Regions from separate parts of the Homo sapiens genome. Here region 1 is linked to region 2. A link is an interaction called in ENCODE POLR2A ChIA-PET data of the cell type or tissue named here. Cell type or tissue: B cell. All regions are shown on one strand. Each heading gives the region's core, and the rest is flanking DNA. Links, peaks and the distances in the headings are about the cores only.

Region 1 (10,802 bases), core at 4,532-7,031, 830 kb before region 2:
TCTGGCTTTGGGGTCATGCTCAGAGAAACTTGCTCTTCCTCAAACTATAAATTGGCAGTGTTTAAACTTCTTGCTCTCAGGACTCCTTAGTACTCTTAAAAACTATTGAGAACCTCTGGTCAGGCACAGTGGCTCATGTCTGTATACCAGCACTTTGGGAGGCCAAGGTGGGGCAATCACTTGAGGTCAGGAGTTCGAGACCAGCCTGGCCAACATGGTGAAACCCCGTCTCTACGAAAAATACAAAAATTAGCTGGGTGTGGTGGTGCACGCCTGTAATCCCAGCTACGTGGGAGGCTGAGGCAGGAGAATCACTTGAACCTGGAAGGTGGAGGTTGCAGTCAGCCAAGATCGTACTAGTGCATCTCCAGCCTGGACAACAGATCGAGACTGTGTCTCAAAAAACAAAACTATTGAGAACCTCAAAGACTTTTGTTTACTCCATCTCAAAAAACGAAACTGTTGAGAACCTCAAAGACATCTGTAGATCTTTGCCATCTTAGAAATTAAAAGAGACATTTAAAAAATACTACTTTATTAAGATATAGTAAGCCATTTACATGTTAACATTTTTAATGAAAATTACATTTTCCAGAATAAAAATTACCAAGAAATTTTTCATTTTTGCCAGTCTGTTGCTTAATAGAAGATACCTGGATTCTGTATATGCCTCTGCATTTAATCTGTTGCAGTATCACATGATGTGTACCCTCTGGAAAAGTTGATTGTATAATCAGGAGAGAATGAGAATTAAAAAGGCAAATGATGTTATTATGAAAATGGTTTTGGCTTTGTGGGCTTCTGAATGGGTTCAAAGATCCCAAGACTACAGTTTGAGAACCACTGATGTAAATAATCACTTATATATTTTCCTTTTGTGTTTTTATGGCTGAATTTAAATTCCGAATAAATTCTAGTGGAAATTTTCTAATTTCTCCCCTCTCCTGCCTACCCTCTCCAATTGGCTAATATTCTTTGTTGAAAGATCCATTTTCATGTAAATAATTGACTGACTAGGATGAAACAGTAGACATATCTGCTTTTTCCCAGTTGTTACTGAGAAGCTCACTGTTCATTGAAAACAGTAGTCTTTGCAGTCTTTCCTTAATGTTGTATCTCTATTTTGGTATATTCCCTTATTTTCTTGATGTGTTCTCCCCTCCTCACTCTAACTCCCAGTTTTACAACAAATTGCCCTAAAATCTTAAAGATTTTTCATTCATACTGATTGTGGCATTTTGCTCTAAATATTGTTTCCTCCCTGATTTAGAAAGTAATTTAAAATGTACATAGAAACATAAACCAAAAAAGAATATTTTGTCGCTTTGAATATGAAAAGTGATATTGATATACTATTATTGCTGTACTGTGATGGAGTATATCACAGGTTATGGAGGTTATTTCAATATTGAAAAAATGCTAGTTGAGTATACATACATTCCTGCACCATTGTTAATAAATTATATTCTTTTTGATGTGTTGCTTAGCTTCTTGGGACCCTTTACTCACTAGACTTTTATTGACAGCTGTGTTCCAAAATACAGTTAGATAAAAAGAACAAGACACATTTTTTTTTCTAACTTTGCAGGTTGGTAGAGAAATACACATGTTCTGTGATAAGTATTATTATAGCCACAAACAATTAAGAATATTATGGGAGGGCCTAGGCAAGATATCGTTAAGAAGTGAGGGAGGAATGAAGGAAAGGGAATTGATTTGAAAAGATTAAGGTTGTACAATCTTCCTTTAGTAGTTGATGATTTCTTTAGGTGTCTGAGTCCAAAGGAGAGAGAAAGGAGGAGTCAAGAAAGACACCCAGATATTTGTCTGGGAAGACCAGATGGATACCAGTGTTTATCAAAATGTGGAATAAGCCCTACTTCCAACAAAACAAAACTCATTACATGTGCTACACTTTCAAAGACACTGTGTTATTGTTTTCCAAGATGAGTTCAATTGTGGGCATGTTAGTTTGAGGGGCCTAGGGTGGAGATTTGTGGAAGCCATTTGGAGAGCTATCAGGAGACTTGTATGAGCTGATGAGCAGTGTAGCATAAGTAGGTGAAGGAAATGCTTAAGATCATCCTTTGAGAATTTTTAGTAGGAGAAGAGAAGATGGTCAGAGACCCTCTGATAATTGAGGGACAGGCAGAGGGAAATAAATTAAGCAAAACATAAAAAAGAAAAAAGGGTCAGGTTGTGTTGAAGGCAAGTGACCAGTTTAAAGAAAAAAGGTTAGGGGAGAGAGGGATCTGAAATGTTAAATCCTGCCTAAAGGACAAATAAAATCTGAAAAGTGTTTATTAGATTTAGGAATAAGAAGGCATTGATGACTTTGGAAAAAGCAACTAAACTGGGAAGTTGGGTGTAGAAGCTGGAGAAGTGGAGGATATAGAGGTGAGGAAGTGGAAGACAGTGAGTATTGACTACCGTTTGAAAAGTTTGCCTATGAAGCTGGTGGAGTACAGGTTAAAAGTGAGCAAGCAGGGATTTGAAAGTGTTAATGTTCTAGGGAAGGAGAGAGAGGAGGGAATGAGAGATTGAACTAAGGATAAAATACCATCATCTTGAACTTTCTAGAGAAATGTTTTTTATGCTTCTTGTTTGCTCTTTTTGTAAAAATTGTTCTAAGGTATTTTTTAGATAATGCTGAATATCTTTTTTGATACCTTTATGATATTTCAGCTACCATGAATATCAGTTATTGTACTGCCGGTATCAAAGAATATATTAATAGCAACAGCCCTGTTCTAAAATACAACAGTTCAGGGCTGTATTAGTTCATTTTCATGCTGCTGATAAAGACATACGCGAGACTGGATACTTCATACAGGAAAGAGGTTTAATGGACTCACAGTTCCACGTGACTGGAAGGCCTCGCAATCATGGTGGATAGCAAGGAGGAGCAAGTCACGGCTTACATGGATGGCAGCAGGCAAAGAGAGAGCTTGTGCAGGGAAACTCCCCCTTATAAAACCATCAGATCTCATAAGACTTATTCACTATCATAAGAACAGTATGGGAAAGATGTGCCCCATGATACAATGTGGGTCCCTCCCACAACACGTAGGAATTTTGGCAGCTACAATTCAAAATGAGATTTGGGTGGGACACAGCCAAACCATTCAGGGGCCGTTTAATGTAATTATATAGTAGCTTTTTAATAGCCAGTTTTATCTTTTCCTTGTGGGTGCACATGTGTTTTGCCCACTAACTCATTGATGTGGTTGGTCCTAGCAATAGTAGTCCCTATTACTACAAATGTGCTAAGTAACTGTGAATGGGAAATCCACATTACCAAATTGTTAGAATTGTTCTTTGAATGAAATTACTGATTTTAATCATTAGATTGTAAGGAAGGTCTGGGGATTACATCTGTAAAGTGTACTCTGTGATAGATGTAGTTTTCTTTTTCTTTTGAGCCAGTGTCTCACTCTGTCGCCCAGGCTGGAGTGTAGTGGCGCGATCTGGGCTCACCACAACTTCCGCCTCCCAGATTTGAGTGATTCTTCTGCCTCAGCCTCCCGAGTAGCTGGGATTACAGGCTCCCGCCAACACACCCGGCTAATTTTTGTATTTTTAGTAGAGAAGAGGTTTCACCATGTTGGCCAGGCTGGTCTCGAACTCCTGACCTCAGGTGATCCACCCACCTCGGCCTCCCAAAGTGCTGAGATTACAGGCATGAGCACCATGCCCGGCCTATAGTTTTCTACTGCTGTTTTACTTAGAATGTAGAGCTCTATAGTAGAGCTCTGTAGTTAGACTGCTTTAGAATCCCAGCTCTAACACTTACGAACTCTGACCTTGAACAAATGACTTACCTAAGAGCTTTCTTCATCTTTAAGTTGGTGATAATAATAGTACCTATCTCACACGGCTATTGAGGTTAAATGATGTAATGCATGAAAAACATAGCTTGGTACAAACTAGGTACTTACTCAGTAAACAGCTGTTAATAATTATTTTCTCCCTGCCTCCAGGATTTTGATTTTCTAAGCTTGATGTTTTTGGAAGTCTTCTTGATTAGAAAGATGTTACTATATTTGAAAAGGGAATAGAGTCAACTAGAGTCATATTGCAAATTTTATGTGTCTGAGAGTGTAATGAGAATTTGCAGCATATGTAAACAAGTAGATTTATTTTTCTGAGGTAGGTCCATGGATTGTTAACAGTGGTTTAGGGAAGGTTAATGTGTTTAAAAATGAGAGGTAAAAAATAACCTAGAATTACCATATGGGATATTTTACTTGGGGTGCGTTGGGGGTTACTGTGGACTAGCTATTTTAGGACAGGAAATTAACATAACCTGGTGAGGCTCATGAATCTTTCAGCCTTAGTATCAGAACTACTCGGTAACCTGTAATTTAACCCATGGCAGTACTTGGAGGGCAGGAAGTTAGGGTTTGTGCCTGGTCTGAGAAAGCCTATTTTCACCTTTTTATGAGACTTGTGCTCTTAAAAGACAGAGAATGAAATTATCTAAGACATTTGACAACCATCAATTTAGTCATTTTCTTCCTTCTGTCAAATAAATTGTACTATTCTTTTAAACATTTTAGAGCCCTGTTGAAAATTTGCACCTTTTTTATATAGTAAAACATCAATGGATGGAAAATCCTGTTTTCTGGGGTAGCCCTCTTTATTGAACTTCTCTAACACCCACAGATCCCGTTTATAAAGAAGAGGCACATTTAGTATGTTTAAAAATAGTGAACTCTTTCCTTCTGTGAATTTCTCAGGATGTGTTAATGGTGTTTAAAGTTTAATGCTGCTAAACCCACACAGGAATTTTCACTGGTTTTAAATGCCACAAAAACAGTTTTTACTTTTGTTGATAGCTGGTTTAGTAAAAAGACCTTGTTGTTAAATTCAGGAATGATTTAACAAATTATTAAAGGTTTCATTGCTTTTTTCAAAATACTTCCTATTTGCAAGTCTCTTCATATCTGCAGTCATACCAAATTACTCATATCTTTTTTTTTTTTTTTTGAGATAGAGTCTCACTCTGTCGCCCGGGCTGGAGTGCAGTGGCATGATCTCTGCTCACTGTGACCTCCGCCTCTTGGGTTCAAGTGATTCTCGTGCCTCAGCCTCCTGAGTAGCTGGGATTACAGATGCCCACCACCACACCTGGCTAATTTTTGTATTTTTCGTAGAGATGGGGTTTTGCCATGTTGGCCAGGCTGGTCTCAAAGTCCTGACCTCAGGTGATACACCCGCCTCAGCCTTCCAAATTGCTGGGATTGCAGGCGTGAGCCACCGCGCCTGACCCAGTATAGTGCTTTTTATAATTAATTGTGTACTTTTAAAAAACCTTTATTCATGATAAAGTAAATCCAGTCTACTGAGTGGCTGTGCTATATCTTTAACAGCTATTTTATCTTTATTTCCTTCAGTGTTACAGCTTCCCTACATAGTACAGATTATGTTACCTAATTAAATAGTTGAGCTATGTCCCATTCTAGTTAAGAAAACTGTCCTGTTGCCTATTTTCATCTGATTAAAATTTTCTGACTTTCTTTCAATATCTGTTTTTTTGTAAACCAGCCTATTCAGTTTTATGTCCCAACGTCCTGTTCTCTTGCTTGCCCACTGATTTTTTTCTCCATCATTAAAAAAAAAAAAAAAGAAATTGATAGACAGCATCTGGAGTGTCCTAGACCCTACTAGACCTGGTGTTTGGCCCACTGATTTCTTCTCAAAATGATTGTATCCTGTAGTTTAATTTAGCTACAGTGACCCATAACACTTCACTCAAACTGCTTTTCTGCCTCTCAGATTGTTTCCTCAGTCTTGCCTGCAGAGCACTTCTCTACCTCTCCAGCCACCTACCCCGTTTAAGTGTTTATATTTTGACCTCAGCCATTTGTTCATACTCTGCCTACCTTCCTTCTACCCTAGTGATCTGGTTTATGAAAAACTAGATATTAATTCTACTGCTTTGACCAGATCTAGTCCTCTAACCCAGATCTTTTCAGAATCCTAGACCTGCAGGAATTACCACCTACATGTTCCACAGCTACTTTAAACTGAACATGTTAAAACTGAACTCATTTTCTCTCCTGACCTTCTCTCCTCCCCTAAACAGAATGAAACCTCTATATTCTTCTTCTTCCTCTCTATCTTGGTAAATGGCACCATTATCCATAGACGCCCCTGGCTTCCTTCCCAGGAACCAAAGTTGTTTCCTCCTTACACCTAGTTCTCCACCAGTAGTCATTCTTCAAGTCTACCCCCTAAATATCTTTGGAACCTATTCCTCTTCATTTACTAGAGCCTTCACTTTAGTTTAGGACCTTATCACTCTGCCTAGACCAGAGGTTTGCAAACTATAGCCCATAAAGCCAAATACGGCTAGCCGTCTGTCTTTGTAAATCAAGTTTTATTAGAATGCAACTTCTGTGGTTTAGATATGGTTTGTTTTTCAGCATTAAAACTTGTTTCGATCATCAATGTGGCAGTGTTAAGAGATGAGGCCTGGTGGGAGATGTTTTGTTTCATGGGGGGTGGATCCCTCATGAATGGCTTTGTACCTTTTTGTAGCAGTGAGTGAGTTCTTGCTCTGGTGGTACTAGATTAGTTCTCATGGGAATGGGTTAATTCTGAGATAATGGATTGTTATAAAGCCAGGATGCCGCCAGATTTTTTGTCTTCACATCTGACCACTTCCCCTTTGAGCTTCTTTGTCATTTTGTGATGTAGCATGAAAGTCCTCACCAGAAGCCAGGGCCATGCCCTTTAAATTTCCTAGCCTGTAGAACTGTGAGGTGAATAAACCTTTTCTTTATAAATTACCCAGTCTCATGTATTCTGTCATAGCACTACAAAATGGATTAAAGCAGCTGCCTTGCTCATTAGTTTATGTATTAATTGTCTATTGCTATTTTTATGCTACGAAGGCAGAATTTTGTAGTTGTGACCGAGACTGTATGGCTTGCAAAGCCCGAAATGTTTACTGTCGGGCCTTTTACAGAAAAGGTTTGCCTACCCTTGGGCTGTTACTTATTTTCTGTCTCCAGCCTTGTCTATTCTTCTGTCCTACCCCAGGTAAACATTCAGAAGTCTGATCATATATCCCCCCATATGAATCTTTTATTTACTACTCATTTGTTACAGAATAAAGCTTAAGTCCTTTATCATGGTGTAAGATCTTTGGCTACCTTTCTGGGTTTGTCTTCTGTTCAGAAGGCATGTGGATTTGTCTCTAGTATATGCTTTTACCTCTGCCTTAAATGTTCTCTCTTCTCTTTCTCGTCAACTTACCTGTCTCTCAACATCTAATACAGATGCTACCTTCCCAGGAAGTCTTCTGACATTCCAGATTTTTCTTTTTCTTGCTTCCTTCATACCCTCTACCGCTTTTGTTGTATTTAACATTGTGCAGCTTTTATCCATTTGACCGTATTTCCTTTGTAAATTTTAAAACCACCCAGGCCAGGCCTGGAGCCACATTCACTGAATATTCCCTCAAGAAGTGTCTGTTGACTGAATAAATGGATTGCTTTTGTGTTAGACTCTTCCTAACTAGTCAGTCAGAGCAAGGATTATGTCTCATACAATTTTTACATTCTCTGATTGTATCTAGGGACATGCTAGATTCATAGTAGGTACAGATACTGATTAAATTGTTGATTTGAATTGTCATGTAGATAAAGTGAAGAGACAGATTCATTTTGGAGGGTTGGACATTCATCAAATTGAGACTGTCTAGCAAAACCCATTAAAAAGGAACTAGATTTGCCTTAGCTACTAACTTTTCCCTTGACATGTATAGGGATTTTTTCCCTTTTCTGTACTTGGGAATTTGATTGACTTTCATTGAATGTTTTGTGTCATTGGTTAGGCATCATATGATCTGTTTTATGTAGTGCAAATATAAGTGACAATTTAGATGGAATGTGCTAAGTTGATGTATTAACATAGGGCAGAGTCATACTAAAAGTACTGTTATTCTGGGTATAAATGGGAGCAGAAATGGAGTGTTACCAATGACATTAGCTGTTAGGATCCATACCTTTTCTTAACTGGATTAATTTGCCTGTTTGTGGTACCTAGGTGCCAATTCTGGTAGGACTCCTAGTAGCAGCAGTAGCAGCAGTAATAAACACCTATCTAGTGCATTTTTTATGTGCCAACTACTGTTCTAAGCACAGTACATAAATTAACTCATTTAGTCTTCATAACAACCCAATGAGATAAGATTCTATTATCCCTGCTTAACAGATGAGGAGCCTGAGGCACAGGGAACTGAAATAAATAAACTTGGCTAAAGTAATACAGTTAGTAAGTGGCAGAGCCAGTATTTAACCCAGGCTGTCTGGCTCCAGAGTTTATGCTCTTAGTGACTATGCTAGACTTTGTATGAGTCTTGGAACAATTTGAATGCACAGTTCTTGCATTCCTTTTGTTCCCCTCTAAGAGAAACTCTGGAGTTTTGGAACAGAGGAGGAAATGAGGAAATACTAAATGGTTAAAGGTAGGTTTATTTTTAAAAGGCACTTATATCACATTCTATATTTATTATGAGTAGTTGTAGGACTCCTTTTTAGCATCATTCTGTTTTTATCTTTTCCTATAAGTTGAGGTAAGAGTTTGGTTTTCTTTTACCTTATCTGTAGCCAGTTGATGCTTACTAAATGATTGGCTTTAACGGTTCTAGACATTGTAATTGTATTTACATAGTTCTGTGAAGAACTGTGAAGATACGTAGTTCATATATTTGGAAGTGTATTAACAATTGTGGTAATCAAGAGGAAATCATCATTAGAGCTGGACAGCATTGATATTCTAGGTGTTGCTTTTAACAGGCTTAAAAAACACTTGGAGGTAGAACATATACAGCAGATTGCATAAAGCCTAAGTGTACTGCTCAGTGAATACAACACCCAGATCAAGTTAAGTACAGAACATCTTCATCATTATTCCAGAAGGCTTTCATGTGTCCTTTCCCAGTCAACAAATACCCTACCAGTTATGTTGCTTTGTTTTTAAAATATTGTATTTATTACCACTTGACATATATTAGTTTGTCTTCCCTAATGGAGTTTAAACTTGGTTTTGCTCATCATTCTGTTCCATTGCTCAGCATAGTGCTTGACATATAGTAAATGTTACACAACTATTTGTTGAATAAATTAATTGGAAAACACTTATTTGTTATGTACCATATTCTATAGCACACAGATGCTATTTTATGTACTAGTTGCTTGAGGATAGATCATAAATCTTAGTTTTCTAGGATGAGGCTTTTGATATTTAGTGTGAGACTTACACTACTTTTAAGACAAGGAAATTGACTTCTCCTGGCATTGGGTTTAGTGTGTGTTCGTCTTTGGTTACGTGAATGTTAGGGAATATGAGAAAGTTGCTACCAGTGAGAGATACTGGTAGCCTATCTATCTGGATTGCCTTCTTGAGAGTATCTGATTCCTTATAGTTATCTCAGATTCTTAACTTACACTCTTGATGATCTTTTTGAATACTTCAAACAGTTGCAAAAGACTAAATGCTCTTGATCTTGTGGAGAGAAAATTGTGATAGGAAATACATTACTTATCATTAATTTACTTATAAGACAGTTTGGTTATCACCTTACATTGAAAATAATGAAAATTCTGTTTGCCTATCGTGAAAAGGTTTAAGATAAATAAAGGAGTCTGTGCTTTAGAATTTGTTTTAGTTCAAACTTAGGTTCATGTAGAAAAGAAAATAAATTTTGAGCTGAAAGTGACTCTAGTATTCTGATTCATGTTCCTGTCTGTCAAATTTAGCTCTCTCATTTTACATTTGAGGAAACTGGAGTGCAAAGAAGTAATGTGATGGTCTAGTCTAAAATTAAAAGTTTAGGCTGGGAGCGGTGGCTCACACCCATAATCCCAGCACTTTGGGAGGCCGAGGCGGGCAGATCACTTGAGGTTAGGAGTTCGAGAACGGCCTGGCCAACAAGGTGAAACCCTGTCTCTACTAAATATACAAAAAAATTAGCTGGGCATGGTGGCGCATGCCTGTAGTCCTAGCTACATGGGTGGCTGAGACGTAAGAGTTGCTTGAACCTAGGAGGCAGAGGTTGCAGTGAGCCAAGATTGTACCCCTGCACTCCAGCCTGGGCAGACAGAGTGAGACGCTGTCTCAAAATAAATAAATAAATAAAATTAAATTAAAATTTTAATAATGAATAAACTTTCCAAGTGATACATACTCTAGTGGCTTAGAACCATTGTGCTGTCATGCCTTTTTCTTTCTTACTTTTTAAGAAAAGAGACTGTTCTTTAAAGCAGTTTTAGGTTTACATAATAAGTGAACAGAAAGTAGAGTGAGCCTATATAATCCCTTACCCCCACCCATATTTCCCCATTTCCCCTGTTATTAACATCTTGCATTGGTGTGGTACATTTTTCCCGGTTACTAACATCTTGCAATGCTGTGGTACATTTGTTACAATTGATGAACTAATATTGATACTAAATTATTAACTGAAGTATATAATTTACCTTTTATAATTTCCATTAGGGCCCACACTTTTTATTGTATAGTTCTGTGGGTATTGACAAATGCATAATGTCATGTATCCACGATTACAGTGTCATGCAGAATAGTTTTACTGCCTCCAGAATCCCAACATCCACCTATTTAGCCACCTTCTCATCCCCCTCCTCCCATCCCCTCCTCCCATCCACCTCCTCCCATCCCCTGGCCACCACTGAACTTTTTACTATCTCTATAGTTTTGTCTTTTTCAGAATGTCCTATAGTTGGAATCATACAGTATGTAGCCTTTTTAGACGTGGTTCTTTCACTTAGCAA
Region 2 (2,500 bases), core at 1-2,500:
GCCTCATGTACTTGTCGGGAAAGACTTACTGAGACACCAGTGAGTGAGAAACCCCAAACTGCAAGGTGTCTGCTGAACTGCAATTTGGAGACCGGGTTGTTAAGAGCCTCATGCTTTCTGTCAGACCCCTTGGGGACACAGTTCCCAGTGTCCCCCTGCAGGGAGTGCCAGCAGCCTCTGGGGAGCTGCACATGTTGAAGCAGGCAAAGAGGTCCTCTCCTCAAGCGTTAGGCAGCCCTGGCAGCCCTGCACGCTGTGGAGACTGCAGGTGGCCTGACCCCAGGCCTGACTCTGGGCTGTTGACATTACCCTGGGTTCTCTTGGACTGCTTTCTGCTCTGAGGGGCTCAAAGGGAATAAGTCTGGCCTCCACCCACAGCTTCTTCCCCTCAACTTGGATTTGGGGGCCAGATAGTTATAGTTATCCCTGCCTCCCAGAAATAAGTAATTATTCAAGAGCTTAGGCTGGTATCTTTAGACTTGTAATCACAAGGCCATTCTGGGTGTCAGGAGGCCCCCTTCCCTCCTGCTTGTTGCCTCTTGGAAAAGAAATTCTTTTTTTTTTTTTTTTTTTTTTTGAGACAAAGTCTCGCTCTGTCACCCAGGCTGGAGTGCAGTGACGTGATCTCGACTCACCGCAACCTCTGCCTCCCGGGTTTGAGTGATTCTCCAGCCTCAGCCTCCCGAGTAGCTGGGACTACAGGCGTGTGCCGCCGTGTCTGGCTAATTTTTTTGTATTTTTAGTAAAGGCCAGGTTTCACCATATTGGCCAGGCTGATCTCGAACTCCTGACCTCAGGTGATCTGTCTGCCTTGGCCTCCCAAAGTGTTGGGATTACAGGTGTGAGCCACTGTGCCTGGCTGGAAAGGAAATTTCTAACCTGGGGCTCTGAATTATTAGTTACGTGACTGTCAGAAATTTTTTTGTTGCCTCATCATAAAGAACCCAGGGGCTCCATGCTGCTCTTGTTCCCATGTCTAGGCTGAGAGCCTCTGGAATGTTTCTAGCAGGAGGGAGTGGATTCCCCTGACCAGGGGCTCTACAGAAATGGCCGTAGTGATGGGCAACAGCTCTTCACAGCCCAGCCCATCAGCAGCCTATGTGGTCATGGCTTAGGAACTGGACAGAGGGTACGTGCTACATTTCAGGACAAGAGTAGCAAAGGCTAGTGATAAACAATCCCCATTATCTTCCCTAAATGTACTTCACTGGGGTGATTAGTAGAATTTTGCCCTGATCACATATCTTCAGTGTCTTCTTTCCTGCTATGCTTCAGCTTCAAAGTAGAGGGGAGCCTCCAATTTTGCTTTCATTTGAAAAGACCATCATGGCCTTCAGAATGGTTTTTGACTAATGTGGTAGATAAACTAAGATGATTTGAATATGAAAGTTGGTTGAGATTTACTGCTTATTTATTCGCCTGTGCAACAGGCACTACCCTTCTTTGTACTTATATAATACATATAATACATTGCAGAGTACAAGCATGTTCCATGCAGATTATATCATTTGAATATTTGAAATCAACTCCCTATCACCATTGCCATTTTACAGATGAGGGAACTGAGACCTGGAACTGTGAACTGACTTACTGAGGTTGTAAATAACAGAGTCCAGATTTGAACCTAGAATTGTAGCTTTAAAACTTGTGACCATAAATGGCCATTCCTTTCTTTGTTAAAAGAAGGCAACTCTAAGTAAATTGGGGATCCTAACAGACTTGATTCTCCTATTCTTCAGGATGTTTTGAAATAAGTACTTTATCATTTTTTTTTCTTTTTGAAAATGACTAAGTATAAACTAACACATCTCCTTTGTACCCCAGTAATAAATGCTGAATCTCATTCTTTTTTGGGCTTATCGCCTGAAGTTCCACCATTATAAGAAATTGGAAATTTTAGAAGTTTTTCTTTTTTTAATACTCCAATAATCAAGCTGTTTGTGACACTGTGTGTGTGTGTGTGTGTGTGTGTGTATGTGCGTGTGTGTGTATAAATTTTCGCAAATGATGCTTTTTATTTGCCTAGTGGTAGATAAATAGGATGGACTTTAAAAAAATCTCTATTATTTTTCTAGGGTTGAGCTCCAAAGAATGAAAATTTCCCGGCCCCTGCCTGAAGTGGGTAAATATACAATGGTCTTCCACACTAGAGACAAAGGCAATGAGGTGAACGCAGAACGGTAAGTCCTGGCTTCACCTGCCTAGCAGGCTACCTCCCTAGTCTGTTCTGTCAATAAGGACTATGTTGAATTCGATCAGATTTGAGCCAGTTCATTGTGTTAAAAGATTTTTATTAAGCAAATTTTCAAACAGACACAAAAGGAGAGAAAGTGGTGCACTGAACCCTCACGTCTACAGTTCTCAACTCATGGCCTCTCTTCTTTCCCTCAGTTTTTTTCTTACCCCACTGGATTTAGAAATGTGTCACAGATGTCATAGCATTTCATGTGTAACTGCTTCAGTATGTATTCTTAAAATATAAGCAATTTTAAAAAAGGAA

The links. ChIA-PET counts read pairs that join two places held together with the same protein. Peaks named below come from ENCODE experiments on the same cell type or tissue, not always from the same donor. Only the 100,000 strongest peaks of a DNase experiment are listed, where the experiment ranks them.
Region 1: POLR2A ChIA-PET joins it to region 2 with 5 read pairs; 1 of 35 experiments calls an interaction of 5 or more read pairs at or near these places.

The regions. Positions count from the first base shown.
Region 1 is chr3:120,045,954-120,056,755 of GRCh38, reverse strand. The region is part of intron 1 of GSK3B (glycogen synthase kinase 3 beta); the gene reads left to right. Among named protein-coding and RNA genes, the nearest start is that of MIR6529, 33 kb to the left of the region's middle. In B cell, for the core only: no CTCF peak of the experiment used is centred there; no DNase peak of the experiment used is centred there; H3K27ac peaks cover 850 bases.
Region 2 is chr3:119,215,920-119,218,419 of GRCh38, reverse strand. It overlaps B4GALT4 (beta-1,4-galactosyltransferase 4), which reads left to right. Exons shown (of 8, transcript NM_003778.4): 7 at 2,076-2,180. Among named protein-coding and RNA genes, the nearest start is that of B4GALT4-AS1, 9.3 kb to the left of the region's middle. In B cell, for the core only: no CTCF peak of the experiment used is centred there; no DNase peak of the experiment used is centred there.